Regions from separate parts of the Homo sapiens genome. Here region 2 is linked to region 1. Evidence: read pairs that join two places in POLR2A ChIA-PET (ENCODE). Cell type or tissue: PC-9. All regions are shown on one strand. Links, peaks and the distances in the headings refer to the core of each region. The heading gives the core; the rest is flanking DNA. Region 1 overlaps ZNF589 (zinc finger protein 589). Region 2 holds the start of SPINK8 (serine peptidase inhibitor Kazal type 8 (putative)).

Region 1 (16,426 bases), core at 6,317-11,316:
CAGCTAATTTTTGTATTTTTAGTAGAGACAGGGTTTCACCATGTTGGGCAGTATGGTCTCAATCTCTTGACCTCGTGATCTGCCCGCCTCCGCCTCCCAAAGTGCTGGGATTACAGGCGTGAGCCACTGTGCCCAGCCCTTTGTATTATTCATATTCTTGCAACTTTTCTGTATATTTGAAATGATTTCCAAATCAAAAGTTTGAAGAGGTTGAATGAAAATATAGGTCCTGCACAGCACATCTTGGGGAGAAAGACTTTAATCATTGAGAATGATTAATGGGCCAGGTCTTATCATAAAACAAGAGCCCAGTCAGCCCTTCCTATGACTCTTCTGACTGGAAACTTTCTTTCTTCAGCAGAATCAAAGCCAGAAGTCCATACCTGCCCTTCTTGCCCTCTGGCCTTTGGCAGTCAGCAGTTCCTCAGCCAAGATGAGCTACACAATCATCCTATTCCAGGTTTCCATGCAGGAAATCAACTCCACCCAGGAAATCCCTGCCCAGAGGATCAGCCACAGTCACAACATCCTTCTGATAAAAATCACAGGGGGGCTGAAGCAGAAGATCAACGAGTGGAAGGAGGCGTCAGACCCTTGTTTTGGAGTACAAATGAAAGGGGGGCTTTAGTGGGTTTCTCTAGCCTGTTCCAGAGACCACCAATAAGCTCTTGGGGAGGCAACAGAATATTAGAGATACAGCTCAGTCCAGCCCAGAATGCAAGCTCTGAGGAAGTAGACAGAATTTCCAAGAGGGCAGAAACCCCAGGGTTTGGAGCAGTCACGTTTGGGGAGTGTGCACTAGCTTTTAACCAGAAGTCAAACCTGTTCAGACAGAAGGCAGTCACAGCAGAAAAATCTTCAGACAAAAGGCAGTCACAGGTGTGCAGGGAGTGTGGGCGAGGCTTTAGCAGGAAGTCACAGCTCATCATACACCAGAGGACACACACAGGAGAAAAGCCTTATGTCTGCGGAGAGTGTGGGCGAGGCTTTATAGTTGAGTCAGTCCTCCGCAACCACCTGAGTACACACTCCGGGGAGAAACCTTATGTGTGCAGCCATTGTGGGCGAGGCTTTAGCTGCAAGCCATACCTCATCAGACATCAGAGGACACACACAAGGGAGAAATCGTTTATGTGCACAGTGTGTGGGCGAGGCTTTCGTGAAAAGTCAGAGCTCATTAAGCACCAGAGAATTCACACGGGGGATAAGCCTTATGTGTGCAGAGATTGAGGCCGAGGCTTTGTAAGGAGATCATGTCTCAACACACACCAGAGGATACATTCAGATGAGAAGCCTTTTGTTTGCAGAGAGTGTGGGCGAGGCTTTCGTGCTAAATCAACTCTCCTCCTACACCAGTGGACACATTCAGAGGTGAAACCTCACGTGTGTGAGGAGTGTGGGCATGGATTTAGCCAGAAGTCGTCGCTCAAATCACATCGGAGAACACACTCAGGGGAGAAGCCTTATGTGTGTGGGGAATGTGGGCGGGGATTTAGCCGGAGGATAGTCCTCAATGGACACTGGAGGACACACACGGGAGAGAAGCCTTACACGTGCTTTGAGTGTGGGCGAAACTTTAGCCTCAAGTCCGCTCTTAGTGTACATCAGAGGATACACTCTGGGGAGAAGCCTTATGCATGCACGGAGTGTGGGCAAGGCTTTATCACGAAATCACAGCTCATCAGACACCAGAGGACACACACAGGAGAAAAGCCTTATGTCTGCGGAGAGTGTGGGCGAGGCTTTATAGCTCAGTCAACCCTCCACTACCACCGGAGTACACACTCCAAGGAAAAACCTTATGTGTGCAGCCAGTGTGGGCGAGGCTTTTGTGATAAATCAACTCTCCTCGCACACGAGCAGACACATTCAGGGGAGAAGCCTTATGTGTGTGGGGAATGTGGGCGGGGATTTGGCCGGAAGATACTCCTCAACAGACACTGGAGGACACACACAGGAGAGAAACCTTACGCATGCATCGAGTGTGGGCGAAACTTTAGCCACAAGTCCACTCTCAGCTTACATCAGAGGATACACTCGGGGGAGAAGCCTTATGCATGCGTGGAGTGTGGGCAAAGCTTTAGGAGAAAGTCACAGCTCATCATACACCAGAAGATACACTCGGGGAAAAGCTTTAGAGGTGCAAGGAGTGAGGATGTGATTTTAGCAACAAGTCAGCCATCAGCCACACCAGCGGAAATGCTTAGGGAGAAGCCTTGTTTGTAAGGTAATGTGGACAGAGCTGTACGTGGACATCATTACTTGTCACGTGTCAGAGGACACACTCGGGAGAAACCTTCATGGAGTGAGAGTAAGGTGTTGGCTGGAAGTGGCCCCTTAAGAGATACTTGGAGTCAAATCTATCCACTGTACGCCCACCCCACTCTTGTTCTAAGAGCTTTGGGGACAGTCTTTTGACCCCTTACATTCCTTTAGATGTGAAGATGACAGAGATCTAACTTCTGAGAGCAGAGGTGTCAAGTGACGGTCCCCTTGGAGGAATGGTCTTTGCATCTGACTACTTCCTTCTGCAACTGTGTTCTTCCATTAGCTTCCATGACACTCTCCTGCTTTATTTTTTTCTACATCTCTAGCCTTTGCTGTTTCCTCTCCTACCCCACCTTTAGATTTTACTCAGAGTTCAGTCTCCAGCCCTACAATCTGAGGGACACCTTTACCAGGTCCCCTTCCTAACCCTCCAGTCCCAAATCCAAGATTCTTTAACCACACTCTAAAAGTTCTTCAGACTCAGGACTTAAACATAGCCACGCCACCTTGGCCTTCAATGACAGGGATCTAGCAATGCTGCATCATCAGCCTTCCAATACCAGGTTTAAGGGTATTTTAAACACAGCTCCTCTTAAATCCTCCAATCTCAGTACCCAGTGTTTTAGCCATGCTCGGGTGGCTAAATTACATCCAGGAATGGTGCCAGGGCCTTTAGCCATTTGTCTCTCCTCACACTCCAGGGCCCATATGGCCCAGGTTCTGACAGTTTGCCTTACTCCCTTGGGCTGGGGCTAGCCCTACCTGATACCCTGTGTCAATGAGTGTACCTTGGAGAGCTATCCACTCAGGCCCCAGTGCCTCTATTTGCTAAGGGACTCTGCCACAGAAAAGAAGGGGAGAGATGTTCATGTAACCTCAAAATACTTAGGCTTGGTTTTGATGCTAGAGAGGAAAAAGGACTTGGAGAGAGAGAAGGAATGGCTGGTCCAGAGGCTTTTGTCCACTCCCTCTCACTGGAAGTGGTTGATCTCCAGGGAATCCCCAAGGTTAGCCTGCTTAGGGGAAGGGCTAGGGGTACCTGGAATGTAGGATCTCCCCCATGCCTGGCCTACCACCCTAATGTGTCTGGAATTGGTGGGTTCTTGGTCTTGCTGACTTCAAGAATGAAGCCGTGGACCCTCACGGTGAGTGTTACAATTCTTAAACATGGTGTGTCTGGAGTTTGTTCCTTCTGATGTTCGGACGTGTCCAGAGTTTCTAACTTCTGGTGGGTTTGTGGTCTCGCTTAGGAGTGAAGCTGCAGACCTTAGCAGTGTTACGGCTCTTAAAGGCAGCGCATCTGGAGTTGTTAGTTCCTTCCGGTGGGTTCGTGGTCTTGCTGGTTTCAGGAGTGAAGCTGCGGACCTTTGCGGTTAGTGTTACAGCTCTTAAAGGCGGCGCGGACCCAAAGAGTGACCAGCAGGAAGATTTATTGTGAAGAGTGAAAAAACAAAGCTTCCACAGCATGGAAGGGGACCTGAGTGGCTTGCCGCTGCTGGCTCGGGTAGCCTGCTTTTATCCCCTTATCCGGCCCCACCCACATCCTGCTGATTGGTCCATTTTACAGAGAGCATATTGGTCCGTTTTGACAGGGTGCTGATTGGTGCATTTACAATCCCTGAGCTAGACACAGAGTGCTGATTGGTGCATTTACAAGCCTCTAGCTAGACAAAAATTTTCCAAGTCCCCACTAGATTAGCTAGACACGCGTTTACAAACCTTTAGCTAGACACAGTGCTGATTGGTGCGTTTACAATCCTTTAGCTAGACACAAGTTCTCCAAGTCCCCGCTAGATTAGCTAGACACAGAGCACTGATTGGTGCGTTTACAAACCTTGAGCTAGACACAGAGTGCTGATTGGTGCATTTACAATCCTCTAGCTAGACATAAAAGTTTTCCAAGTCCCCACCAGGTTAGTTAGATACAGAGTGCTGATTGGTGCATCCACAAACCCCGAGCTAGACAGAGAGTGCTGCTTGGTGCATATACAATCCTCCAGCTAGACAAAAGTTCTCCAAGACCCCACCCAACTCAGGAGCCCAGCTGACTTCCCCTAGTGGATCCCGCACTGGGGCTGTGGGTGGAGCTGCCTGCTAGTCCTGTGCCTCACACCTGCACACCTCAGCCCTTGGGCGGTCGATGGGACGGGCAGCGCCTGTCGGGGAGTCTCGGGCTGCATGCGAGCCCATGGCGGTCGGGGGTGGCTTGGGCATGGCAGGCCGCAGGTCCCAAGCCCTGCCTCATGGGGAGGCGGCTGAGGCCCGGTGAGAATTCAAGTGCGGCGTGGGCAGGCTGTCAGTGCTGGGGGACCCGGTGCACCCTCTGCAGCTGCTGGCCCGGGTGCTAAGCCCCTTAATGCCTGGGGCCTGTGGTGCCGGCCGGCCGCTCCGAGTGTGGGGGCCCCCGAGCCTGCGCCCACCCGGAACTCATGCTGGCCTGCGAGCCCCATGCGCAGCCCTGGTTCCCACCTGCGCCTCTCCCTCCACACCTCTCTGCCAGCCAAGGGAGCTGGCTCCGGCCTCGACCAACCCAGAGAGGGGCTCCCACAGTGCAGCGGCTGGCTAAAGGGCTCCTCAAGCGTGGCCAGAGCGGACGCTGAGGCCGGGGAGGCGCTGAGAGTGAGCGAGGGCTGCTAACACGTTGTCACCTCTCACTATTGCTGCCCCTTTCCCATGGCCTGAGCTAAAAGCCATAGAAAGTGTGTGTATGTGTGTGTGTTTAGGGGTTGCTGGGCAGGGGAAGGGTGGGACACCATCATTCCACAAGACCTCGAAGTTACTCCTCCCATAGAAAAATGAAAGTGGAAAAATTAGTGATCATACATCTACTTTAAACATGAGAGGGAGAAAAAAGTGTTCATTTTCTATTAAAATCCATGTAGGCACTGTCGAGATACCACACAGATCTGGTCCGGCAAGAGGACTGTCAGGTCCAGGCAGTCATAGGAAGAGATTGTAAGCTGCAGTAAATCTGAGTCTCTCTTCAAAGGGTTTAGCCTGCTAACTTCCTTATCCTTGTTCTCAAATTCAACTTTCTTGTTCTTCCTTACCCCTAGTTACTGTAAACAGCCTACCCCATTCTCGTCAGCTTTAATCAATAATTCACATCTGTTCCCTTGGTTACCTGTACCCATTGTTCCCCCGAAACTGCACGCCTCACACTCCACCTCTGTAACTCATGTCCCCCTCCCCTTCTATAGTTAGGAAAATATGTACAAGTGGCCAATTGGGTCAGCTCAGATTGTGCAGTCTGACCCCAGCCCATGGGGGGAGTGACACAGAGATAGGGACTGTGTTAAGGATAAAAATCCCCTGGTCTCCTTTGTTCTCTGTGCTCTTGTGATCTTGATTGACACAAGTGGCACCGTTCCGCAGAAGTAAATTACCTTGCTGAGAGAAATTAAACTTTTGCCTGAGTGCTGGTTTTACTTCATGGCACCGAGCATTTCATCCTAGAGCATTTTATATCCAACAATTCTGGGGGCTCGTCTGGGATTCCCATTCTCCTTCGGGAAGGGGTCTTCAGTCACCCTACCCAGGGGAGACACTTCCCACTGCCCTGTTGCGGTGGCCCTCAGGGATGGGAGATCGAGACCCACCTGTTGTGACGAATAAACCTGGACTCTCAGCAACGCGGGGAAGAGAGACTTGCAATACTGCGGCGACCAGGTAAACTGCACAGACCAAGGTAGAAAACGTCGCAGGGGCAACAAATTACTTCTTTAGTGGTTTTGCGGGGGTCGGGGCATTCTGGAGGTTGAAAGTGCATGAATGGTAACAAGCACTACTGCTGTGCGGAGTGAGACCAATCTGCAGTTCCGTGGTCATCTCATATGGCTTAGGGCGGCCCTTTGGGGGTCCCGTCAGGGGTTTATACTGACCCCCCATGAATGCTAAAAGTGACCTGGAACATTCCCTCAAGGGAAGCGGCCAGAGCGTGAAGGTTGCAGTGAAAGAAGGGTGCAAGGAATCTCCAGCAGGTGGAGCTAAAGGATAGGCGAATTGTGCCTTAGCAAAGCTTCCAGTGAAGGACAGGCAAGAGACCCCTAATACGAGGGGTTGAGCCAGAAGGAACCCCCCAAATAGGCAGGAGATCCCTAATATGAGGGGTTGAGCCACAGAAAGCCCCCACTAGGCAAGAGATTCCTAATACGAGGGATTGAGCCTAGCCAGGACCCAGTATGGTAAATAATACAAGCAAAAAAGATAAAGTTAGCAACAAAGATATACCACTGATAGTCCCCAAGGTCTCAAAGATATACCACCTGATAGCCCCTTAGGTCTCAGGCTAAAAGGTTGGAAAGATAACAAGAGAACTAAACATAAGACAAAGGAACAAATGATAAAATATTGCTGTTCTATTTGGTCTCAAAGACCTATCCTCAGTCCCTCAATCTTCTGGCCAAAGTTTGGGTCGACTAAGGATATACTATATCAACTTTTAATTCAACATGTAAGTAATAAAAGCCCAGTTTCTCAAGAAGAACTGAACTATGCTCTTTGTTGGAAGCAAAGACCTGTCCTCCCTTTTCCCTTATGCACCTGCCCCTACTGTAGAACCAGTGAGAGAAGGGGGGATCCTGGCAAAGAGAACAGCACATGGGATCCCCTAGACCATCCTCCACCTAATACCCCTAGTCCCCCTCCTAATACACCCAACCCTTCCCCTCAGGCCCAGCCTAAGTCCCCCTCCCCGGAAAAACTCCAAGCTCCTAATTCACCAGGTCGCTTTTGCTGGGCTAGTAACATCAAGGATCCACCGCAACATGTCTGCATCGTCCCTCCCATAGTACACCCCAGCGGCAGGCAAAGCCCATGCTCCTGCCCCCCCGCTGGTCCAACATCCCAGCACCATATTGACGGCGGCTCTGCAAGACCCATGGGCCAGGCCCCAGCCTATGCCCCAAGCAGACTACATTATGGGATATCTGCCTTACTTTTGCCAAGGCCAAGTAATATGGGGCCTCAGCCGCAGCTCCAAGCACCTAGGCATCCCTGCGGCTAAGTCTCCTGAGCAAGTGGTAAATAATCTTTCAGCTGATATATCCGCTAGCATTTATTGTGGTCAGGCCAGTGTTAAAAGTAAAAATATCCACCAGAAAAGAACTTTGATTCTTTAAAGTCGCTTTTTTGTTGTTGTTGTTGTTTGAGACGGAGTCTCACTCTGTCGCCCAGGCTGGAGTGCAGTGGCACCATCTCGGCTCACTGCAAGCTCTGCCTCCCAGGTTCACGCCATTCTCCTGCCTCAGCCTCCCCAGTAGCTGGGACTACAGGCACCCACCACCACGCCTGGCTAATTTTTTTGTATTTTTTAGTAGAGACGGGGTTTCACCATGTTAGTCAGGATGGTCTCGATCTCCTGATCTCGTGATCCGCCCGCCTCGGCCTCCCAAAGTGCTGGGATTACACGCATGAGCCACCACGCCCGACCTCTTAAAGTCACTTATATTAAAATGTGCTACCAGAAAATAATTACATGTGTATAAGTATGAGGCTATTCTGTTAAAAAGGATGGTTTAACATTAACTACTGATAATTCGCGTAACCTAGCAAGTTTCTTAACGAGAGATCCAAATCAAAAAGAAAGCACACATGTTTAGATTTAACTGATTACCGTACAAACGTCTGGCCAAACTTAAGAGAAACCCCCTTCAAAAGTGATTAAGGGAAAAAGAATGCAACAAGTGTTCAGTGGTTAATGAAAGTTCCTAGAGAAAATCAAAGTGTTTAATAATTAGTCTATTCAAATTTATAAGCTGTCTGCACTTAGTCAAGCTTTAAAGTACCTGCAGGACCCGAAAGAACCATATATACTAATTGTAAATACGCCTTTACAGTGGCTCATACATTTAGAAAATTTCATACTGAATTAATAGTAAAAGTTAAAGCCTTGTTTATGAGGAGTTAGTCACCCAAGTATTAAATAACCTTCAGTTACCAGAAAAGAAAAAAATAGCTATTGTCCATGTCCCCAGGCACCAAAAAGCCTGTCTTTCAAGAGTCAAGAAAATAACCTAGCAAATCAGATAAGCCAGAAAATAACCTAGCAAATCAGATAACGCTACAGGAGCATTTCTCCTGTAGGTGCTAAAGGGAACTCAGAGAAATGTTATTCAGACCTCTTATGAAGGAAGTCCTTTCTCCACCTACATTAGAGGACTCATTAAAGACCCCAAGCCATGTATAGCACAAAGTTTATATGTGTATAGGAATTTATACCCTGAGCCAAACAAGTCTAGAGACTTGGTTGCCATAAATCAAATGTCTTCTGACTTCTTATTACTCTACTAAGAATCCAAACTACCTCTCAAAGCAATCCAACATTCCTACATACTTGGTTTATCTTCCACTTTCTCTTCCCTCAGAACTCACAATTTTCCAGTACAGGCGCCACCCCTAGAGTTTCCAGTACCTCGACACCAGCCTGAGGAGCCAGCCTAGTGCTTCTAACCACTGAAACTGCAGTCCAAACAGCAAGAAAAGATAGACCCATCACACCCAAGTCAAGAAAGCACCGCCATCCCTGAAGTTGTGGGTCATTATCCAAGGGAAAAAACCCCTCAAACCTAAGGTTAAGAAACATTTAACACTCTTTTATCTATTCTATTCCCCTTTCTTCTTTCCTCATTCTCTTGCTGACCTTGTTATCAATGTAACTAGGTCAGACTCACCCCAAATCATTACCTTTGATGCTTGCCTTGTCATGCCTTGTCAAAAGGATGAATACTGGCAAAGATATGTCTCTACTTCAGAAAAATACCTCTGCCCCTTCAGAGAAGCCACTGACCCCGTGCCTTGCTTATGGCGGGGGTACCAAGGCACCCCAAGTTGGGAGATATGTTCTCAATGGGCAGATGTCATCCTAACTACCAGAGAACACGGCGGGACCTCCCCAGAAAGCTGTACCAACCTAAAATTTTGCCTCTGCCTTACCAAAGGAATCATCCCCTCTAATTATCAACTTCACCACTGTAACCCAGTAACAATCTCTATTAATGCCCCTACCTCCACCAACCCTGTGCCCCCTTTAGAATGCTTGTATGGATTAGGAGCAGAGGTCAATGGATATGACCATAAGGCTTCTTTAAAATATGCTTTATCGACCCCCCTTCTTCTCCATCTGAATCTTCTACTCTACCTAACAACAATGCCAAAGTAAATATTGTAGAAGTAAAAGATTTAAGACAAACCCTAACAATTGAAACAGGATATCAAGATGTAAATGCCTGGTTGGAATGGATTCTGTCTGCATGTTAAACAAAAGCAATTGTTATGCTTATGTGCACTGCAGACCAGAGGCCCAGATTGTCCCCTTTCCACTAGGATGGTCCTTCAATCAACCAGGCATGGGCTGTATGGTAGCTTTTTTTCCAGGATTCCACAGCCTGGGGCAACAAATCATGCCAAGCACTCTCTCTGCTATATCCTGAAGTCCAACACCCTATGGGTCAGCCCCTGAGGTCCATCCAGCTTCCATCTCCCAATGTCAGTTTCACCTCATGTCTCTCACAACAGGGGGAGAATTTGGCATTCCTCGGAAGCTTAATGGGATGGAGTGAGCTTAAGCCCTTCCAAGAGCTTACCCGTCAGTCTGCCCTTAGTCATCCTCGAGCGGATGTATGGTGGTATTGCGGTGGACCCTTACTGGACACTGCCAAGTAACTGGAGCGGCACTTGTGCAATTGTCCAATTGGCTATCCCTTTCACCCTGGCATTTCATCAACCAGAGAAAGAAAAACCACAACACTAAAAAATAAGAGAAGCTCCTTATGGGTCTTTTGACTCTCAAGTTTACATAGATGCCATTGGAGTCCCACAGGGAGTGCCTGACAGGTTCAAAGCCTGAGACCAAAGAGCTGCAGGATTTGAATCCATATTTCCAGGGGTAACTATTAATAAAAATGTAGCTTGGATAAATTACATCTATTATAACCAGCAGTGGTTTATTAATTACACCAGGGATGCTATCAAAGGAATAGCTGACCAATTAGGGCCTACTAGCCAAATGGCTTGGGAAAACAGAATAGCTCTAGACATGTTATTAGCCGAAAAAGGTGGAGTCTGTGTTATGATTAAAACCCAATGTTGTACCTTCATCCCAAACAACACTGCCCCCGATGGGAGCATAACAAAGGCCTTGCAGAGACTTACCGCTTTATCCAATGAATTAGCTAAAAATTCTGGAGTCAATGACCCCATTTAAGGATGGCTAGGAAAGTGGTTCGGTAAATGGAAAGGAATCACGGTCTCAATTTTTATTTCCCTTGCAGTTGTAGTAGGCATCCTCGTTCTCATTGGGTGTTGTGTCATACTATGCATCTGTGGGCTAATACAAAGAATTGTACAAACACCACTTACTAAAGCCTCCCTTAGTTCTCCTCTACCTTATTCAAGTACGCTTTTCCTTTTAAAAGATCAAATCGAATGGCAAAGCCAAGACATGTTTAAAAAGTTTGAAGAGAAAGGATCGTAAGAAAATTAAAAGGGAGGAATTGTAAGATGCAATAAATCTGAGTTTCTCTTCAAAGGGTTTAGCCTATTAACTTCCTTATCCTTGTTCTCAAACTCAACTTTCTTGTTCTTCCTTGCCCCTAGTTACCGTAAACAGCCTATCCCCCTTCCCATCAGCTCTAATCAATAATTCACATCTGTTCCCTTGGTTACCTGTATCCTTTGTTTCCCTGAAACTGCACATCTCACATGCTCCACCTCTGTACCTCATGTCCCCCTCCCCTTTTATATTTGGGAAAATATGTACAAGTAGCCAATCGGGTCAGCTCAGATTGTGCGGTCCAGCCACAGCCCATGGGGGAGTGACACAGAGATAGGGACTGCGTTAAAGATAAACCCCCCCGCCCCGGTCTCCTTTGTTCTGTGTGCTCTTGTGATCTTGATTGACACAAGTGGCACCCTTTTGCAGAAGTAAATTGCCTTGCTGAAATAATTTGCCTGAGTGCTGGTTTTCATGGTACCAAGCATTTATTCCTAGAGCATTTTATATCCAACAAGACGCAGAGGGGACCTCTGTCCGGCCAGGGCAGATGGCTTTGGGTGCCTTCTAGTCAAGAATCACCCCTTCCTTTGTCTCTTCGAAAAGAGGATGAAATCAGGGCTGTAATGGCCTCATCTGTGCAGTAACAAGCTCGAGGTGTTGTGAGATCTTCACAATAAAGGGTTGCAGGGGAAGGAGGGGTGGGGAAAGGAGTAGCTGAGTCTCTGGTGTAGGGGCTGACAGCTCATTTCTGAAGGATGATAGGGGGCCTCATTCAAATGACTGCAAGGCCCAGTAAGTCAAACTGAGATCAAGGCAGGCTGTCTCCCTGTCAACCTCATCCTTCAACCCTACCCCTAAGGTTCCCTGGCTCTGCCCATTTTTCGGTTATTGTATTTGGCCCTCCAAATCCTTCATCCCCTTTCCTTGAGCTTTGTCCCTCAGTGCAGTTTCTCTCTCAGCACACACCTAGGGACTGCTCTTTATCCCTCCCTGTGGACTTGTTCTTCAGCACTGAATTCTCCCTTTGTTTCCCAAATTTTATTGAAGTGGTGCCTGCAGGGTAGGATGGTGGGGAAGAGTGCTTTGGGAGGAGCCACAGAGGGCTCTGGAGGGGCTACTTGTGACCTCTGCTGCTTGCCCAACATTTGGGGAATGAGGATAGGACTTCCCAAGATCGGTTCCAGCTGTCACTGATCCCCTACCTTCTCCCTCTCTGAGGAATGGCTCCACCTCACTTTACCAGTTTTAGCATCTTAGTGGTCTGCATTTAGGGGCCACTTTCCCATAAGCCTTTGCAGGAGTGCTCGCTCAGTGCAATCCCAGGGGTCTTGGTTTTCCGCAGCTGGTCCTTTCCAACATCACTCTCTTCTCTCCCCTGCCTTGTTAACCCTCCTTTCCCATCTTGAGGGGTCCCTTCATGTCCTGGCCTCAGGAATTCCTCTTTTTAGGCCTTGGAGTGAGGTGAGAATCAAGATCTCCACAACTGGCTCCTGTGATTCAGATGCTGGGCCCTATGGTAAACCTCTCCAGGAAAGGAACAGGCAAGGGTGGAGTGAGACTTGGGCATTTATAATGAGTCTTCAAGGGATCATGGGCTCTCAGAACTGTAAAACTCAGGACTTGTGAATCCTGCATAGCTCCTGGGGAACTGAGATAATGCTGGGCTCAGATTAGGAATCTGGGGCTGCTCGCCACTGGGGGAAATGAATCCCACTGTTCACCCTGATTCGGGTGATTCAAGGGCCCTGATTCCCCAGGGCCATGTTTGATTAAGAAGGGAGTAAGCCCAAAGGAGAGGCTGTGGAATGATGAATGCGTGGGAGGGAGATGGTTAGATGAGGGTTTGAACTTGGAGATTCCAATTCCATGGGGGAGAATTTTGTGTGGTGGGAGGCTGACAAGTGAGAACTGTGAAATGTTCTAATAGATACTGGGAAGAGGTATCTGTCTTTTGAAATATCCAAGCTTTTATGGATTTCTATATTACCTCTTGTTCTCAAGCTGAATCTATACTGAAGATTTAAAAAATCTGGTATATCTGGGCCAGGTACAGTGGCTCACATCTGTAATCCCAGCACTTTGAGAGGCTGAGGCTGGCGGATTACTTGAGGTCAGGAATTTGAGACCAGCCTGGCCAACATGGTGAAACCCCGTCTCTACTAAAAATTAGCTGGGCGTGGTACACACGCCTGTAATCCCAGATACTTGGAGGCTGAGGCATGAGAATAGCTTGAACTTAAGAGGCAGAGGTTGCAGTGAGCCAAGATTGCACCACTGCACTCCAGCCTGGGTGACAAAGCAAGACTCTGTCTCAAAAAAAAATTTTTGTTTCTTTAATCTTAATAAGTGTTTTATGTAATTTTAAGTAAAATGTACACAAATGAAGAAATAGAAAATGAATTTACTATTTAGTAGTAAATCACAAATTTGTTAAAACAAATACATCTAACCATCTTATGTCATTTCATATGGGTATAAATAACATTTTTAAATGTTGGAAGTTATTCTCTTATAGGAAATAATGATCATATGGAAGCTAGTTTTGTGTCTGGCAGATAGTAGTTGCATAACGGCTTGTATTTTTTTTTTTTTTTTCACTACCAAACCTACCTTTGGAAGATGAACCAGTCCTTGAAGCCCAGCTCCCAATCCAGGCTTTTTCCTTTCTGCCTCATTAACCTTGTCCAATCAGGTCTTTGACAGTCATTAAGTCATTAAAGCTGTGATTTCTCCTTCTCCTGGGAGTCTATATTGTTTCTGTTGAGCCGGCCAGAAGGGAACTGAGATCTCTTTATGTGAAAAACCCTGAAAGGGAGAATCCTGTGACATACATGAGCATTCTCAGTACAAGCATGTAAAACATCCGTGAACCGTTATACAGTCTGCAGTGGGAGCCATAACAGGACTCTGGATTGGCTCAAAAGCCCCACTTGGCTGGGCACAGTGGCTCACATCTGTAATCCCAGCACTTTGGGAGGCCAAGGTGGGCGGATCACTTGAGGTCAGGAGTTCGAGACCAGCCTGGCCAACATAGTGAAACCCCATCTCTGCCAGCTGATCTGTTCCCAAGCAAAGAAGAGAGACTACCAAATATATGATGCTGGTAACAATAGCATGCCTATCTTATAGATGAGCAAATAAAAACAAATGTAGATAACTTGGCCATGTTCACACAGCTAATAAGTAATGGTACTTGGCTATAGCCTGGGATTCTGGAAACATCTGGAGTCTGGGTCTGAGAGGCTGTTCTGTTCAATTCCTTGCCCCCAGGCAGCCTGGTTCTTCAAATTCCTCTGGTCTCCTAAAATCTGACTAATTCTGGCCTGGTGTGGTGGCTCATGCCTGTAATCCCAGCACTTTGGAAGGCTGATGTGGGTCGATCACCTGAGATCAGGAGTTCGAGACCAGCCTGGCCAACATGGTGAAACCCTATCTCTACTAAAAATACAAAAATTAGCCAGGCGAGGTGGCTGGCACCTGTAATCCCAGCTACTCAGGAGGCTGAGGCAGGAGAATCACTACTCAGGAGGCAGAGGTTGCAGTGAGCCGAGATCATGCCACTGCACTCCAGCCTTGGCGACAGAGCAAGACTCTGTCTCAAAAAAAAAAAAAAATTCGAATTCTGATACAAGCAAGATTTAGGTGTCTGCTACACCAGACCCATCTCCAGAGACCTCTCAGGTGAGGATTACAACGTGGCCTATTGACATTTTCCAAGCTGGAAACCTCTATGATAAGGCACTGCAGAAATAGTACCTGGTAAACATTTGTACTTCTTATCCCTGGAACATTGGATCCTTCCAGCTTAGAATTCCTTGTTAGTGGGGGCAGAGTGGGGAGATGTTTCTACCAAAGAGCACAGGCAGTGTCTGCTAAACTAATGTTGTTACTAACTTGGTCATTCTGGCTTTCCCACGATGGTAGGCTGGCAGGAAAAGGGAGGAGCCATTATACTTACGTAGGTCATTGACCCTGATTATCATGCATTGGTGATGTTGCTACTCAAGTATATCTGAACCCAGGAGGTTCTGTGAATGCTTCCATACCCAGGCATAACCATCAGTGGGCACTTGCAGCAATCGCAGCTCTCTATCAGGGTAAGTCAGCTAAGGGATCTGACCTCTTGGAAGTGAAAGTCTGTTTTCCCAGTAGGTAAGCATCTTCGACCTGTAAAGGTTGGCTCTGGGGGCAGGAACTATAATATGGTTGATAAAGGAGGGAGGTAATAAGAATCAATTATGGCTTCAGGCCCAGTTGTAATGGTGGGAAATGTTATCTTTTCCACTAATCCACTTATATTGAGTCTTAAGTAGAGATCGCGGCTCACTAGGTTCTTGCCTGACTCTCTGATATGCTGAGCTACATGCAGAGCTGGCGCATGGGCAGACCCAAACACAGGCAGGGGAGGATGGCACTGAACAACTTTTATGCCCCATCTCACGTCCTCTTGGCCCACATTCCTACCCTGACCGTAGCTGCACTCAGGTGAAATCAAAGACCTCCTCACCGTTTCTCTCATGCTCCTTCTAGGAGCTTCTCTGCTGATGCAGTGTGGGAAGCCTGCAAGAGCCCCTCAGCCTTTCTGGCATATGCAAGTCTGGGACTGCAAATGGGTTAGGTCTCCCTGGCAAATCACTGACAACGGATGATGAAACCATTGGACAAACAACCAGCCTCCTAGGCTTTGGTGGGAGACAGAGGACCACCAACTAGATTGAAGCCCATTGTCCACAGTGGTAACCAGCTCAATACCCTATGCTTGGGATGGCCTTCCCTTCTCCTTTCTTTTACTCTCTTAGTGTCCTGATGCCTGTTTTCTGAGACCCCTTCCTAAAATAAACTACTTGCACACAAGTCGCCATCTCATGCTCTGCTTTTGGGAGGCCTTGAAGCGTAGTGTATTAGTCTGTTCTCATGCTGCTAGTAAAGCATACCTGAGACTGGGCAATTTATAAAGAAAAGAAGTTGAATTGACTCACAGTTCACATGGCTGGGGAGGCCTCACAATCATGGCTGAAGGCAAATGAGGAGCAAAGTCATGTCTTACATGGTGGCAGGCAAGAGAGCTTGCATAGGGGAAATTCCGTTTATAAAACCATCAGGTCTTATGAGACTTACTTACTGTCACAAGAATAGCACAGGAAAGACCCAACCCAAGATTCAATTACCTCCCACCAGGTCCCTCCCACAACATGTAGGAATTATGGGAGCTACAATTCAAGATGAGATTTGGGTGGGGACACAGCCAAACCATATCACATAGACACAAGAGCTATTGAGACAAGTGTAAGCCTGTGACTCCTGGGACCACTAAACCAGAGGAAGAGCTCTCACCTGAATTATAATTTGTGTTGGGAGGGTTCCCTTTCAAATTTATATTCTGTGGGAACTCATAATCTCAGTTGTCTTCTTACTCTCCTGTATCCTCTGTTCCTCTCTTTTGGCAAAGAACTAGAGCCTATAAATCAATTTGTATTTTACCAGTCCTTCAAAATGTCCATAAGTTGCCAAATTTCCCTAAACTTGACATATTTCTCCTTAAGTCATAATTAAACTTAACAGTCTATACTCATTGTCTTTGTTTCCTTAAATCCAAGTTCTCCATTTTCTTGCCATTTTTCACTTACAGGATCATCTAAAATTTGTGGGTGAGGTTTCTTTACA
Region 2 (16,161 bases), core at 11,162-16,161, 55 kb after region 1:
GAGACGGAGTCTCACTTTGTCACCCAGGCTGGAGTGCAGTGGCGCGATCTTGGCTCACTGCAAGCTCCACCTCTCAGGTTCATGCCATTCTCCTGCCTGAGCCTCCTGAGTAGCTGGGACTACAGGCACCCGCCACCACGTCTGGCTAATTTTTTGTATTTTTAGTAGAGATGGGGTTTCACCATGTTAGCCAGGATGGTCTCTATCTCCTGACCTCCTGATCTGCCCGTCTCAAAAGAACTTTGCTCTGTTGCCCAGGCTAGAGTGCAGTGGCACGATCATGGCTCACTGCAGCCTTGAACTCCTGGGCTCAAGCAATCATCCTGACTTCCAAGTAGCTAGGACTACAGGCAGGTGCCACCATGCCTGGCTAATTTTTTAATTTTTTTTTGTAGAGTCAGGGTCTCGCTATGTTGCTCATGTCTCAAATCCCTAGGCTCAAGCAATCCTTCTGCCTCAGCTTCCCAAAGTGTTGGGATTACAGGCTTGAGCCACCCCTCCAGGCAAAAATATTTTTTAAAATTTTTGTAATTAAGTTGGTATTAATCCAAATTAGATTGGTATAAATTAGAATTTAACTTGTAATATCCAGTGCAACTGCTAAGAGAATAATTTCTTTTTTTTTGAGACGGAGTCTTGCTTTATCTCCCAGGCTGGAGTGCAGTGATGCAATCTCAGCTCACTGCAACCTCCGCCTCCTGGGTTCGAGGGATTCTTCTGCCTCATCCTCCTGAGTAGCTGGGATTACAGGCATGCACCACCACACCCGGCTAATTTTTGTATTTTTAGTAGAGACGGGATTTCATCATATTGGCCAGGCTGGTCTCGAACTCCTGACCTCAGGTGATCCGCCCACCTCGGCCTCCCAAAGTGCTGGGATTACAGGCGTGAGCCACTGCGCCCAGCTAGAATAATTTCTAAGATACACTGAAAGGGAGCTCTTTAGAGGCCATCTCTCAGATGTCTCCTGGTTCCAGCATCGTTTGACTCTGTCATGCTGCGCATTCCCCAGATGATGCTTTCTGATTGTCAGGTGTCAGCGTCTGTGCCAGTGATTGAGGCTGACACCAAAGTTGTTTACCTTACAACTCTCGTATGGGTTCTAGTGTAAGCTTTAGTGTTTATTCAGCCAAGAATACAAGAAAGTCCGATCCTGCCCAGCCAAATATCTCTCATCCTGATCAAGAAGATTCTTATTCCTTCTCTGGAGGAGAAGCTAAGAAGAGGAAGGGGAGAGAGACTTAATTCTGATCTACTCTTGTGTTTTTGCTTTTCTCTCTTAAGATAGCACTCAACTTGTAAGCCTTAGTTAGACAAGGGTGTGGCTTTTCTCCTTAAAGGAGAAGGCAGATGTCAGAGAATCCTCCTAACTGTATACGGAGTTTCCTTCATACAAACCCCTGCTCCTCACTATTCCCCTTGGGCTAAACAATTGGGCGTTTCACTTGTGTGTTACTCAAAGCTTCTAACATGTGATGGGTGCAGAGACTAAACCACATACTAAGTTGAAAGCAAAAGAAAGTTGTTTTGGAAAATAATATCCATTTTAGGACCAATAAACTATTAGCTGGGAAGATTCTTCACCCAGCTTCCTCTTCCTCTTCTTTTTGTTCTTTGTTTCTGTTCTTTGGCCTGAGGGGGCATGAGGATGACCTTCATGTAGGGTCACATGATCTACATGCTATGGCTGCTTGTTTCTGAGTGCCTCCACTTGAGGCTTGTCCAGGTCACACACAGTGCCCTCACCTTAGTGGATTTCTGTTTCTGCATTGTCTGAATAGGATCACATGTACCTTTTGAGGTCACAGAAAGGAATGGAAGAAAGGGAGGAACAAATACTGGAGGAATGTCTGGAGAGAAGGTCTCATTGGATGATGTAGGAAGTGGGCTGAGGTCATCACCCTCTTTTGACCACTCTTAACCTCTTGACTTGAAAGAAAGGGAGAACAAAATTAGGACTTACAGAATTTTGGAGCACAGATGGCAGTCACTACTGTAGGTAACCTGGTCACTGCCACAAATAGGTTCACTGGGCTTGATGTAGGATAAAAACCAGCACTTATTTACATTCTTGAGGCATTCAACCTGAAGGTGAGACACACACAACTGCTTCAGACACTTTCATCCAGGTCCTTTGGCCGTTATTATGTATAGCTTGGGAGGTGGATGGAATACGAGCACCAGATCAGGAGTTCAGAGAAAAGGATTCAGAAGCCTCAGTGTTTGACCCCAACAGTTACCACCCACAATATGTATATAATTGCAAAATAATATATAATCTGTGCACTCTCCAGACTCCCATAAATTCTTTATTAAGATAAAAATACCGGCCGGGCGCGGTGGCTCATGCCTGTAATCCCAGCACTTTGGGAGTCCGAGGTGGGTGGATCACGAGGTCAGGAGATCGAGACCACGGTAAACCCCATCTCTACTAAAAATACAAAAAATTAGCCGGGCGTGGTGGTGGGCGCCTGTAGTCCCAGCTGCTGGGGAGGCTGAGGCAGGAGAATGATGTGAACCTGGGAGGCGGAGCTTGCAGTGAGCCGAGATCGCGCCACTGCACTCCAGCCTGGGCGACAGAGCAAGACTCCGTCTCCAAAAAAAAAAAAAGATAAAAATCCCTGCCCTCTGTAACCTAACAATCATATTTTTGTACCAACCCCAAAATGTGATTGGTAGGTTACAGAGAGCAGAAGTAGGGAAATGTCTTTCCAGGTTAAAATTTCTGATGAAGGGCCAGGCATGGCGGCTCACGCCTGCACTCCCAGCACTTTGGGAGGCCGAGGTGGGCAGACCATAAGGTCAGGAGTTTGAGACCAGCCTGGCCAACATGGTGAAACCCCATCTCTACTAAAAATACAAAAATTAGCTGGGTGTGGTGGCACGTACCTGTAGTCCAAGCTACTCGGGAGGCTGAGGCAGAAGAATCACTTGAACCCAGGAGGCAGAGGTTGCAGTGAGCTGAGATCGCGCCACTGCACTCCAGCCTGGGCAACAGAGCAAGACTCCGTCTCAAAAAAAAAAAAAATTCTGATGAACATTATCATATGTGGTGCCTCAGATGGCAGGGGCTGAAACTTGTCACAGCAGGTTGAAGGCACCAAAGGAAGGAGATGGAGGAAATACCTCATAGGGCCTTGGTGTGAGGGAGGCAGGGGGTATGCCTGGCATATCATGGTGGAAACAGTATCCACTGTGGCATAGGACCTACCTGAATTTGTGCCACGACATCCTCATCCATTTATTGGTGCAAAATACTTGCTTTCTACCCCACAGGTGAGTTATGTAAACTGATTGGGAGAACCCTTGAGAAGAGGGCTCAGGAACATATAAAATGTGCTACACATACTTGGTGACTCAGCTTTTATTGTTCTGTTATTCCCATGCAAGCCCCCTCCACTGCCCACCTCCCAGAAGAAAGAGCTGGGGCTTTTGGGCAAACTGGCTCTCTCCCCATTCCTGTTATTAGGAACCAAGGAAGCAGTACTCACTATTGTTTTGTCTAGCTGACCTCTTTCAGAGGCCATAGGAAGGGGGAAGTCTGGAAGACAAAAGCACATACAGAAAAGTTGCTTCTCTGTCTTCTGCCCTCAGCGAAAAAGGTAAGATGAGGGGAACCCTAGTTGGCACACAGGAAGCATCAAACCCCATCAGAAGAGGCTGGGCTCCTCTTTGATGCAAGCTGCCCTCTAAAGGAGCAAAGAATCAGGAAATACGTGCCTTTACCTTCTTGTAAAATGGAGTTCTTAATTCTAGCCCTTCCATTTCATAAGTAACAACTTCTGTAATCCTTGTCAGTTTTTTTTAGTAAACATGCTCTAAGTTACAAATTACCATGAATTCATTATATTGAGATGCCCTAAAAGATGCTGAGTTTCATTAAGGCTTACATATTCAATTCAAAGCAGTCTTTGCAATTACATATGTATATAAAATTTTATATAAGTATATATTATAATCACATGATATAATTTTATAGTATATAATATGTATAATATGTTATCAACTCTCATATATATCAGCTTTCTTGGGTATAATTCACATATCATAGAATTTTACCAGATTTTTAAAAAATGCTTTGACCTGCCTGGCCAACATGGTGAAACCCTGTCTCTACTAAAAATACAAAAATTAGCCAGGCATGGTGGTGCATGCCTGTAGTCCCAGCTACTTGGGATGTTGAGGGAGGAGAATGACTTGAACCCAGGAGGTGGAGGTTGCAGTGAGCCAAGATCGCACCATTACACTTCAGCGTGGGTGAAAGAGCAAGACTCCGTCTAAAAAAAAAAAAAGTTTTCAGACAGAGTCTTGCTCTGTCACCCAGGCTGGAGTGCATTGACACGATATCAGCTCACTGAAGCCTCAACTACCTGGGCTCAAGTAATCCTCCTACCTCAGCCTCCCAAGTGGCTGGGACTACAGGCATGCACCACTATGACCAACTTATTTTCTTGATTTTTTTGGTGGAGCTGAGGTCTCACTACGTTGTACAGGCTGGTCTGGAATTCCTGGGCTTAAGCAATTCTCCCACTCAGCCTCCTAAAGTGCTGGGATTACAGATGTAAGCCACCATGCCCAGCTGAATTTACCAATTTTTACCATCATATAGAGGATTTTTTTCTTTTTAAATAATTCACCTAAAGTTTACAGTTTGATGGTTTTTAGTATATTCACAGTTATGCCATCATCACCTCAAAAAGAAACCCTGTAACCATTAGCAGTCATTTATCATGCCCCTCTTCCAACTATTTCCCCTCCTGCCCCACCCTCGCCCCTGAAAAACAATAATCCACTTTCTGTTTCTTTTTGTTTTTTTTTTTTAGACAGAATCTTGGTCTGTCGCCTAAGCTGGAGTGCAGTGGCGCGATCTCAGCTCACTGCAACCTCGGCCTCCTGGGTTCAAGTGATTCTCCTGTCTCAGCCTTCCAAATAGCTGGGATTACAGGTGCATGCCACCATGCCCAGCTAATTTTTGTATTTTTAGTAGAGACGGGGTTTCACCGTGTTGTCCAGGCTGGTCTCGAACTCCTGACCTTAGGTGATATGCCCACCTCAGCCTCTTAAATTTCTGGGATTACAGGCATGAGCCATCAAGCCCAGCCTCTACTTTCTGTTTCTGTAGATTTGCTTTTCTGGACATTTCATATAAATGGAGTCATGCAACGAAGTATATGGTTTTTTGTGTCTGTGTTTTAATGTTCTAACTATATTGTAGCTTGTATCAGTACTTCATTCTTTTTTATAACTAAATAATATTCAATGTATGTATATTCCACATTTTATTTATCCATTAATCAGTTAATGGACATTTGAGTTGCTTTCACTTTTTTGCTATTATGAATAAAGCTGCTATGAATATTTATGCACACATTTTTGTGTGGGCATGTGTTTTTATTTCCCTTAAGTATATACAAAGTGTGGAATTGCCAGTCATATTCCAACCTTTTAAGGACTTGCCAGGCTATTTTCCAAAGCAGCTGCATTTTACATTCCCATCAGCAAGGCACGATGGCTTCAATTTCTTCACATCTTTGCTAACATTTGTTACTATCTTTCTTTTTTCTTATAGCCATCCTAGTAGGTGTGAAGTGGTATCTCTGTTGTTTTTGTTTGTTTTGTTTTGTTTTTTGAGACAGAGTTTCGCTCTGTCACACAGGCTGGAGTGCAGTGGCGTGATCTCTGCTTACTACAACCTCCACCTCCCAGGTTCAAGCAATTTTCGTGACTCAGCCACCCGAGTAGCTGGGATTACAGGTGTGCACCACCACACCCAGCTAATTTTTGTATTTTCAGTACCTCAGGTGATCTGCCCGCCTCAGCCTCCTAAAGTTCTGGGATTACAGGCATGAGCCACCACTCCTGGCCATATTGGTATCTTTATTGGTATCATTTGAATCACAAAAGTTTTTAAAAGTCCAATTGATCTTTTTGTTTTTGTTGTTCCTTTCTGCCTTTGGTGCCATCGTTAAGAAGGCTTTGCCTAATTCAAGGTCACGAAATTCACTCATATTGTTTTCTTCTAATAGTTTTATAATTTTAGCTCTTACATTTAGTTCTGTGATCCATGTTGAGGCATTATAATTTGTGTCCATGGTGTGAGGAAAAGGTCCACATTTATTCTTTTGTATATAGATATCCAGTTGTCCTAGCAGCATTTGTTTAAAAAGATTATTGTCCACTGAATTGTCTTCAGAGCTTGTTAAAATCAATTCACTCCAAATGTAAGGTGTTTTTCCCCTGGACTCTTATATTTTATTGATCTGTATTTCTTTTTCTTTTTCATAAAACGTATGACTGAAACATTGACCTGTATTTCTATTCTCATGCTAGTACCAAACTGTCTTGATGTCTGTAACTTTGTAGTAAGCTTTGAAATTGAAAAGTGTGAGTACTTCAACTTTTTTTTTTTTTTTTGAGGTCTATTTTGTCTATTGTCAGTCTTTTGCTTTTCCATATGAATTTTAGAATCAGCTTTTCCATTTCTGCAAAAAAGCCAGCTGTGGTTTTGATAGGATTTGCATGGAATCTGTAGATTGATTTCTAGAATATTGCCATCTTAACAATGTTAAGTCTTCCAATCCATGAAGATGGGATATCTTTATGTTGGTTTAGGTCTTCTTTAATTTCTTTCATCAATGTTTTGTAGTTTTCAGTGTGCAAGTCTTTCACCTCCTTTGGTAAATTATCCTTAGGTATTTTATTATTTTTGATGCTATTGTAAGTGAAATTGTTTTCTTAATTTCATTTTCAGGATGTTCATTAGTAGTGTATAGATATACAAATGATTTTTGTATATTGCTCTTGTATTCTGCAAACTTGCTATTAACACTAACAGTTTTTAGAGTATTCCTTAGGACTTTCTATTCACAAAATTATGTCATCTACAAACAGAGATCATTTTACTTCTTCCAATCCTATCTGGATAACTTTTATTCATTTTCTCTTGCCTAATTACCCTGGCTTGAACCTCCAGTACAATGTTAAATAGTAGTGGTGAGAGCAACGTTGCTCCCACTCACCCCCTTTGTGCTATTATCAAATATATTACATTTCTATATGTTCTCTAACATAAAGAACATATAGAATACATTCAAATAAACATTTCTATATAGTAGAAAAATTACTTTACATGATTTCAATCCTTTTAGATTTATTGAGGCTTGTTTTATGATCTAGGATATGGCCTATCCTGGAGAACACTGCATGTGCACCTGAGCAGTATGTGTATTCTGATGTTGTTGGATGGTGTAGTCTGTAGATGTCTGTTGGGTCTAGTTGGTTAATAGTGTTGTTCTAGTCTTCTATTTCCTTATTGGTCTTCTGTCTAGTTGTTTTAGCCATTATTGAAAGTTTGAGGTGATGTCTCCAACCATTATTGTTGTATTATCAATTTCTCCCTTCAATTCTGTTAGTTTTGCTTCATATATTTGGGGCTTTATTTTTAGGTGCATATATGTTCATAATTGTTTTATCTTCCTGATAGACTGACCCTTTATCATAACATGTCTCTCTTCATTTGTAGTAACATTTTTGTTTTGAAGTATATTTTGTCTGATATTAGTATAGCCATTCCAACTTTTTATGGTTGCAGTTTGCATGATATATTTTTCTCATCATTTTACTTTCAGCTTATTTGTGTTTTTGAATCTAAGGAGTATCTCCATATAAAGCATATAGTTGGATGTTGGTTTTTTTTTGTTCAGTCTGACAGTTTATGCCTTTTGATTGGATTGTGTAATTCATTCGCATTTAATTTTTTTATTGATATAGTTGGATTGACTTACACCTGCCATTTTACTTTTTGTTTTGTGTATGTCTCCTTTTTTCTCAAGTCCTCCTTCACTGGTTTGTGTTGCACTAAGTAAGTAAGTATTTTTTTAATGTAACGTTGTAATTTTTTTTTTTTTTTGAGACAGCGGCTCACTCTGTTGCCCAGGCTGTAGTGCACTGGTACATTCTTGGCTCACTGCAACCTCCACCTCCCTAGTTCAAGTGCTTCTCCTGCCTCAGCCTCCCCAGTAGCTGGGACTATAGGTCTGCACCACCATGCCTGGCTAATTTTTTTTTTTTTTTTTTGAGAGTGAGTTTCACTCTTGTCACCCAAGCTGGAGTGCAATGGTGCGAACTCAGCTCACTGCAACCTCTGCCTCCCAGGTTCAAGTGATTCTCCTGCTTCAGCCTCCTGAGATGGGAGGCTGGGATTACAGGCATGCACCACCATGGCTGGCTAACTTTTGTATGTTTAGTAGAGATGGGGTTTCTCCAAGTTGGTCAGGCTGGTCTCAAACTCCCGACCTCAGGTGATCTGCCCGCCTTGGCCTCCCAAAGTGCTGGGATTACAGGCATGAGCCACCATGCCCAACCGTCCTTTCTTTTCTTTTCTTTTTTTTTTTTTTGAGACACTGGGCTGACCTAAGCTAGGGTGAGGGCCATCAGGGCCCCACTACTCTCAGTCTGCCTCACCTGGGATGGAGCCTCAGTCTCACAAGTAGGAGATGGGTGGGAAAAAAGAGAACCCTGCCTCTGGGACTCACTTTCCTGGAATTTAGCCTCAGCAACACAAAGGTATGGGGGGAATGAAAAATGTTGACGACGTGTCCTTCTGAGGGAGATATACCATTGCCCCCTGTAAGCTTAGGGAGAGAAGAAAAACTCATCTTGGCCATATCTGTCCAGAGTAGATCTTCCCTCACACTGCGCTGGGAAGGGAAGGGGAAAGATAGGCAGTGGCTTAAGTTCTACACATTCTTGCTGTTCCTACCTTTTGAAACATTTATCAAAATGTGTGGTCTGGCCGGGCGCGGTGGCTCACGCCTGTAATCCCAGCACTTTGTGAGGCCAAGGCTGGCAGGTCACCTGAGGTCAGGAGTTCAAGACCAGCCTGACCAACATGGTGAAACCCTGTCTCTACTAAAATACAAAAATTAGCTGGGCATGATGGCAGATGCCTGTAATCCTAGCTACTTGGAAGGCTGAGATGGGAGAATCGCTTGAACTTGGGAGGCAGTGGTTGCAGTGATCTGAGATGGTGCCACTGCACTCCATCCTGGGTGGCTGAGGGAGACTCTGTCTCAAGAAAAAAAAAAAAGGTGTGGCCGGGTGAGGTGGCTCATGCCTGTAATCTCAGCACTTTAGGAGGCCAAGCCGGATGGATCATTCGAGGTCAGGTGTTCGAGACCACCCTGGCCAACATAGTCAAACCATGTCTCTACTAAAAATAAAAAAAATTTAGCCAGGCATGGTGGCACATGCATATAGTTCCAGCCACTTTGGGGGCTGAGGTGGGAAACTCGCTTGAACCCAGGAGGTGGAGGTTGCAGTGAGCTGAGATCACACCACTGCACTCCAGCCTGGGTAACAGCAAGACTCTGTCTCAAAAAAAAAAAAAAGTGTGTTAATATTAGGTATGAACTATGATATCTATATATCTTCCACCACTGGTGTGTTCAGGTACCACTCCTGACACATAACCCATGTCTAGCCCAGTTACTGGCATAAGGTCAACACACAGTATATATTTATTGGATATGTAAATAAATGGGTGCTGGGAAACCCAGCATAGTAGTAAGGGCCACATCACAAAGGCTTTGTGTTTATTACAGCAGAACTAAGATAAGATTTGCACTAAAAATGACAACTATTGTAGCAGTGGTACATGGGTTAGAGTAAGTCAAGTTAGAGGCAAAGGGAACGGTTAAGGAGAATATAAAAATATTTTCATGAAATGATGAGAACCTTCACTGAGGAAGTCACTGTTGTGGAAATGTGGAAAAGCATGAATTTACATGATATATGAAGTGTTCTATCAACCGAACTTAGTCACTGGTTATGGGCATACAGGGGAGAAATAGGTTTGAGGCAAAAATATAAGGCCATACAACTACAAGAACAAGGAAAGGGTGATTTGCAAGAAAGATGGAGTGGTCCACTTTGGTTGAGTTATGGTGTGTTCCCGACAGAGGATGAGACTCAGCCAGAAGGGAACACAGCAGGCTTGCAGGGAGGCTGATGCCAATGGCTGATATGCTCAGTAGCAGTGGGGGTGAGGATTGAATGAAAGGTGAGGAAGTGTAGAAATATACCTAGATTTGTCAACAGATGATTAAATTGGAGAGGGAAGGGGAGGAGAGGGACCAGGCTTATTTGTTTTTTACGTAAGATATGAGAGTCATGAAAAATAGTTTTCAGCTTGTTACAGAACTCTCCTAAGATGTGAGAGCCTTGAAAAAAATGTTTTAAGTGAGACGCCGTACCAATGGAAAGTAAGAGATTGAAGACAAGTAGGAAAGAGTTGCAGAAATCGAATAGAAAAACAACATGTTGAGGCCTTCAGAGATTCCCTACTGTTAACTATAAGCATGACTTTTGCTAAAACCCGCCATTAACCAGAATAATATCTGAGTCTACTTCCACATAGTCTAATGAGTTTCTTTTTTTGATTTGAGATATGTAAATATACAAACTCTAGAAATGTACATTTCTGAGGTTTAAATATCTTAGGTAGTAACCTGGCATTTTGGGAAGTTCAATGTTCCTGGACTTGGATGGTTTGGATTCAAATCCCAGCTTTGATAGTAGCAACATTGTATGAATCCTTTCTCTGGGTTTTAATTTCTACATTTGTAACATGAGAAATTAGGATTAAATAAAACTGAACAGCACTTCCACTTCCATCTCTAATCTTCCCATGATTCTAGATTTACTGCAGAAAATGTGGGCAGAGCAAGGACACATAACTCACCAATTGCAAAGGCCATCCACATGGAGGTAGCTAGAACAAGGATGGCGTCTGAGCAGATCCCCTTCATGGTGACAGAAGAACTGTGGAAATATGCAACTTTTGATGTAGGACAAACATCTATGCGAAGTACAAGTTCTCACAGAGATCCCTCACTGACCAGGAAATGAAGTCTAAATACTTTGTTCTTTCCTCAGGTCATTTGGAATGAATTGTGTCTGATGCAACTCAATTGTTTAATTCATTTCCCTAAAATCTTTGGACATTTGAAAAAAAAATCTTAAAAACAGAATTTTAGAAGATGCCAGAAAAAGAGTTAGTAAAGAATGCTTGCCAAGGGAAAGAATAAATACTAAGAGTTTTCCAATAAAATATTTAAAAGTAGCCAGGCATGGTGGCTCATGCCTGTAATCCCAGCATTTTGGGAGGCCAAGGCAGGAGGATCACTTGAGCCCAGGAGTTCGAGACCAGCCTGGGCAACATAGCAGGACCCCATTTCTGAAGAGCAGTCACTCAACAACATGTGTAAGTCAACAGGCAATAAGAAACAAGAAGGGACAAAACACCAAAACCTCACTCCTTTACTTGTAATCTTCCCTAATGTTGTTACTTGGTGTTAATACTTAGTATCCAGTAAAATTACTGAAAGGAAAACCATAGTATATTTACCAACAGCTTACTTGCATTATTGAAATTATTATAGTACATACCAATTGATATTTTAATTACTGGTTTCTATTCTCTTCATCCTACACATTTTCCAGGCAAACATTTTTCATTCTATATCGAGGTAATTTCTACCCAAGGCCTCCCCTGAGGAAAAAACCAAGTAATAAATAATACAACCCTTAAAAGTTTGCAAATTAAGAAGTCCACTTTACCTGCTGTGACTCCCATGGTTGCTCTGAGAAACTGGCTGAACAGGATGGTTTTTGTTGATAGTTTGTTCATAATGAACTAGGAAGGAAGGCAAAGCTTATTTGTCTTTTCAAGGTTCCAATGCCTGGAAGTAGAAGAGAGTGAGCTTTGAAATTAGGAAGTGTAGATATGACTCAAATCTATTTCTTTCAACTCTAAATTCTGTAATGCCTAAATCTTGTGAGTTCATATTTCAAATTTCTGAGGGTGATATGTACTGTCCAGTACTACTCCCAAATCTAGCTGTTCTTGCCAAAGCTGAACCTACCATTTTAGACATATGTCATAGACAATTTTTGAATTCCTACATTTTAATTTGCATTATAATTATTACATTCAAGACGGCTTCAGATATTGACACAATATTATAAAGTACCACATCTGCATGTGCAGTTATTTTATCAAGTCAAAAGTGTTCACTTTATTGAAGCATCTGCTTTAGATTATTTCTATATTGACTTATAGAGGTTCTATTTATTTTTATTTCTTTAGAGACAAGGTCTTTCTCTGTTGCCCAGGCTGAAGTACAGTGGCATAATCACAGCTCACTGCAGCCTTGAACGCCTAGCCTCAAGTGACCCTCTTGCTTGGCCTCCCAAAGCATTGGGATTACAGGTGTAAGCCACTGATTTGGCCTGACTCACAGGGTTTTAAAGTAGAAAATTACCTTATATGGAATCCTCCAAGTTCAGTCTTATTTAGCAGAGCTGAGAAATCTGGAGATAGAGTGCTCATTTCCCTTAAATGATAGCTTGTTCTACCATTTGAACAAAAATTTCTCAAAACGCTAACATTTTTTAAAGCAGAAGTTCAGAAGTTATTGGTTATCATAAATTCCTCAGGTCTAAGTCCTAAATGAATGGCCTTAACTGGGGACATGCCACATAGTTCTGGGAGGTCAAGTGTATTTTCTCAGCACTGCTCTGATCAACCACAGTGTCTACCATGGTGGTCTTCAGAATTTTTGCTTTTAATCCCTCTAAATTTGGTGCCTGCTTATATATATTTTTAAGTTACATGTAAAATTTTCCATCAGAAATTTTAATAGGCTGGGTACTGTGGCTCAAGCCTGTAATCTCAGCACTTTGGGAAGCTGAGGCAGGCGGATCGCTTGAGGCTAGGAGTTCGAGACCGGCTTGGCCAACATGGTGAGACCCTGTCTCTACTAAAAATGCAAAAATTAGCTGGGCGTGGTGGTGCGTGCCTGTAATCCCAGCTACTCATGAGGCTGAGGCATGAGAATCGCTTGAACCCAAGAGGCAGAGGTTGCAGTAAGCCGAGATCGCGCCACTGCACTCTAGCTTGGGAGACAGAGCAAAACTGTCTTTTTGTTTTTCAGTTGCAAGATTTAATAGAGTGGAAACAGAGCTCCCATATGATGGGAAGAGACCCAAAGGGGGTTGCCACTCCCTGCTTGAATGCCTGGGTTTATATCCCGATCATTGTCCCTCCCCTGTGTTCTCAGGCGATATATGATTTGACTATTTCTTTACCTCCTGCTTTTAGCCTATTTTGTATTTTAGTGAGCCCTCTTTACTACCTGATTGGTCGGGCTTGAGCTGAGTTACAAGCCCCTGTTTAAACGTGGGTGCGTTCACCTTCTCTAGCTAGGCTTACAAATTCTTAGTCAGCCTAAGAAATCCAGCTAGTCCTGTCTCTCAGTCCCCGCTCTCAACAGGAAAACCCAAGTGCTGTTGGGGGGATTGGCTGACAACTGCTCTAACTGCTTCCTGCTCAACTGGGGCATAGTAGGGGTCGTGCAGTTGAGATTTCCTAGGGAGGGGTGCCTTTGATGTCATCAATATCACAGCATGGGCTAGCAGGCCGGTCCAAGGATCCCTGGTAGATCTTAGTCAGGGACTGCATCTGGGGCTCCATTTGAAGAACATTTGTAGTTTTACAGCTTTGATTCTGGAAGAGACAAACTTAACAAGGAGGTTAAAGATACAGGGATTGAAATGTATGGCCTGAAGTTCAGGGGCATATGGGTGTGGGGCTGAAAGTGGGGTTTCCTTTAGAAAAACTCCTATAAGATGGGGCTTCAATATTTCCGGGAAGCCGCATTCTCCATAGAAGCTCTTGGTAAGGGGAGCTACTGGTAGTATAGCGGCACGGAGGGGATTACCCTATACTAGGGGGTCCTTCTATAAGCCTTTCTAATGGAGGGTCCTGCCTTGTGGCTCTTTGGCTTCAATATCTGCTTGGCGGTTCCCTTTCTATTTCCCTTTCCTTTCCTTTCTGATGACTCCTGCAGTGTAAGACTGCCACCTCTTTAGGTTTCTGTACAGCCAATGATAATCTTCTAATGGCTTCCTGATATTTGATAGGTGTTCCCTCAGAAGTTAGGAATTCTCTTTCTCTCCATATTGCTGCGTGGGCATGGAGGACTAGGTAAGCATACTTAGAGTCTGTATAGATATTTACCTTTTTTTCTTCTCCTAATTCTAGTGTATAATGGCCCCTGTTTTTGCTAGAATGTCTCTCCCTAACAAGGGAATGGGGCTTTCAGGCATAATTAGAAAGGTATGTGAAAATGGTAAAGTTCCCTAGTCACAACTTAGTGTCTGGGAGAAGTATCTAGTGACTGCCTGTCCTAGGACCCCTCGGATAGTGACAGATCTGGAGGACAGTTGTCTGGGACAGGAGAGTAAGACTGAGAAGGCCGCGCTAGTGTCCAGCAGACAGTTAACCTCCTGGCCCTCAGTGGTCAAGCATACCTGGGGAGGGTGATGCCAGGGGCTGGCGCTTGCCCCAGGCACCCTCAGTCCTGCTGCTGGATCATCTGGTTAGTGGCTTCTGACTCAGAGGACCTTCATCCCCTGGGGCAGTGGGCCTTCCAGTGATACCCTTGAAATAAGGGGCATGGATGAGGGGGTGGCTTATTTCTATTCGGACAATCTTTTTTAAAGTGTCCTTGTAGACCGCACTGGAATCAAATCCCTATTAGGCATTCGATTTGCCCAGCCTTTCACTTTTCCAGAGCCTCCAAAGTCCACTTGCCTGAAGGCCATGACTAAAGCGGTGGCCTTCTTTTTATCCCGTTTGTCCAGTTCTGCCTGCTCCTTCTGATCTCTATTATAAAAACTGAGGCCAAGTTCTTAGTTTAAGTTTTGTTCCAGGCCTAAGGCGGATTTTGAAGTTTTTTTCTAATGTCTGCAGCTGAGTGATAAACTTACCCTTTAAGATTAGTTGGCCTTCAATAGATCCAGATGACAGAGAGGTATGCTTCCTCAATGCCTCCCTTAGTCTCTCCAGAAAGGCAGTAGGATTTTCTTCCTTTCCCTGTGTTATAGTGGGCATCATTGAATAATTCATAGGCTTCTTCCTAGTTTTTCTTAGTCCTTCTAGCATGCAAGTTAGCAAATGTCTGCGGCACCAATCTCCACATTCTGATTCTGCGTCCCATTGAGGGTCTACACTGGGAACTGCCTGCTGGCCTGTGGGGAATCGTTCTCTTTCCTCTGTTGTCATCCTATCATTGACCTGACTGAGATACCAGAGATTGCCAAACTCTTGGGCTGCAGTTATAGCGGCACTTCTCTCATTTGGGGTTAGTATCTGATCTAGCAGTAACATTATGTCTCTCCATGTCAGATCAAAGGATTGTCCTAACCCTTGTAAAACATCAATATAGCCATCAGGGTTATTTGAGAATTTACCTAGGTCTATTTTAATTTGCTTCAAGTCTGAGAGGGAAAAAGGTACACACACTCTGGGCTGAATTCTCCTCCTCCCACCACTTCAAGGGGGCATAATCTGGGAATATTGGCACTCTTTGGTTCATTGTTTACCCCTTTCTCTATCTCCTTTGGCACCGTTTGTGTTGAAGGGGGGTCATTATTAGTTGGGGAAGGAGCCGGGGGAACGCCGGGGCAGGGGGGTAGATTCTGAGGGCTTCCTGTAGGGCATAAATCACACTTTTAACATAATTGTGAGTTGTCTCTTAATGAAAAGAAAGTTTGCACATATGGCACTTCGCTCCATTTGCCCTATTTTCTACAAAAGAAGTCTAGCTGTAAGATGGTGTTATAATTTATACTTCCCTTGGAGGGCATGTTTCTCCCTCTTGAAGAGGATATTGTGGCCAGGGGTACTGCAGAAGAATATAAGTCGTTTCTTTCTTAGCATCTGAGGGTCAAATTGGTCCTAATTCTCTAGAATACATCTTAGGGGCGTTTTTGCCTGGGAGGGGGGAACGTTTAAAAAGAACATAGGGATGCCAGCACCCCTAGTCATTTTCTGATGAGCATTAGTCCTAGAGCGTCCTCTGTGGTCCTAATGCTTATTCCTTTTCAGGGTGCGTAACCACCCACGGACCTCTGCTTATCAGATTAGTTACACTCACCGATGTAGCAGTCCTGCACCTGTTTTCCTGCCCTTCTTGACCACAAAGAAAGGGGTCTGGGCTGCTGGATTCTAGTGGTCCTTTACCAGCGTGCCTGACATTGCCTTTGCACTCAGGAGTGAGTTCTAGAGCTGGGCTGGGTTTCTGAGTATTTCATAAC

What was found. ChIA-PET counts read pairs that join two places held together with the same protein. Peaks named below come from ENCODE experiments on the same cell type or tissue, not always from the same donor. Only the 100,000 strongest peaks of a DNase experiment are listed, where the experiment ranks them.
Region 2: POLR2A ChIA-PET joins it to region 1 with 5 read pairs; 5 of 35 experiments call an interaction of 5 or more read pairs at or near these places.

Annotation. Positions count from the first base shown.
Region 1 is chr3:48,267,557-48,283,982 of GRCh38, forward strand. ZNF589 (zinc finger protein 589) reads left to right here. Exons shown (of 4, transcript NM_016089.3): 4 at 359-3,434. The coding sequence ends at 1,230. Among named protein-coding and RNA genes, the nearest start is that of NME6, 26 kb to the right of the region's middle. In PC-9, for the core only: a CTCF peak has its summit at 6,442; a DNase peak (open chromatin) is centred at 8,285; H3K27ac peaks cover 535 bases.
Region 2 is chr3:48,317,534-48,333,694 of GRCh38, forward strand. It overlaps SPINK8 (serine peptidase inhibitor Kazal type 8 (putative)), which reads right to left and starts at 16,128. Exons shown (of 8, transcript NM_001080525.3): 1 at 16,002-16,128; 2 at 14,833-14,938; 3 at 11,620-11,741; 4 at 10,742-10,821; 5 at 3,492-3,541; 6 at 1,964-2,085. The coding sequence starts at 10,808. In PC-9, for the core only: no CTCF peak of the experiment used is centred there; no DNase peak of the experiment used is centred there.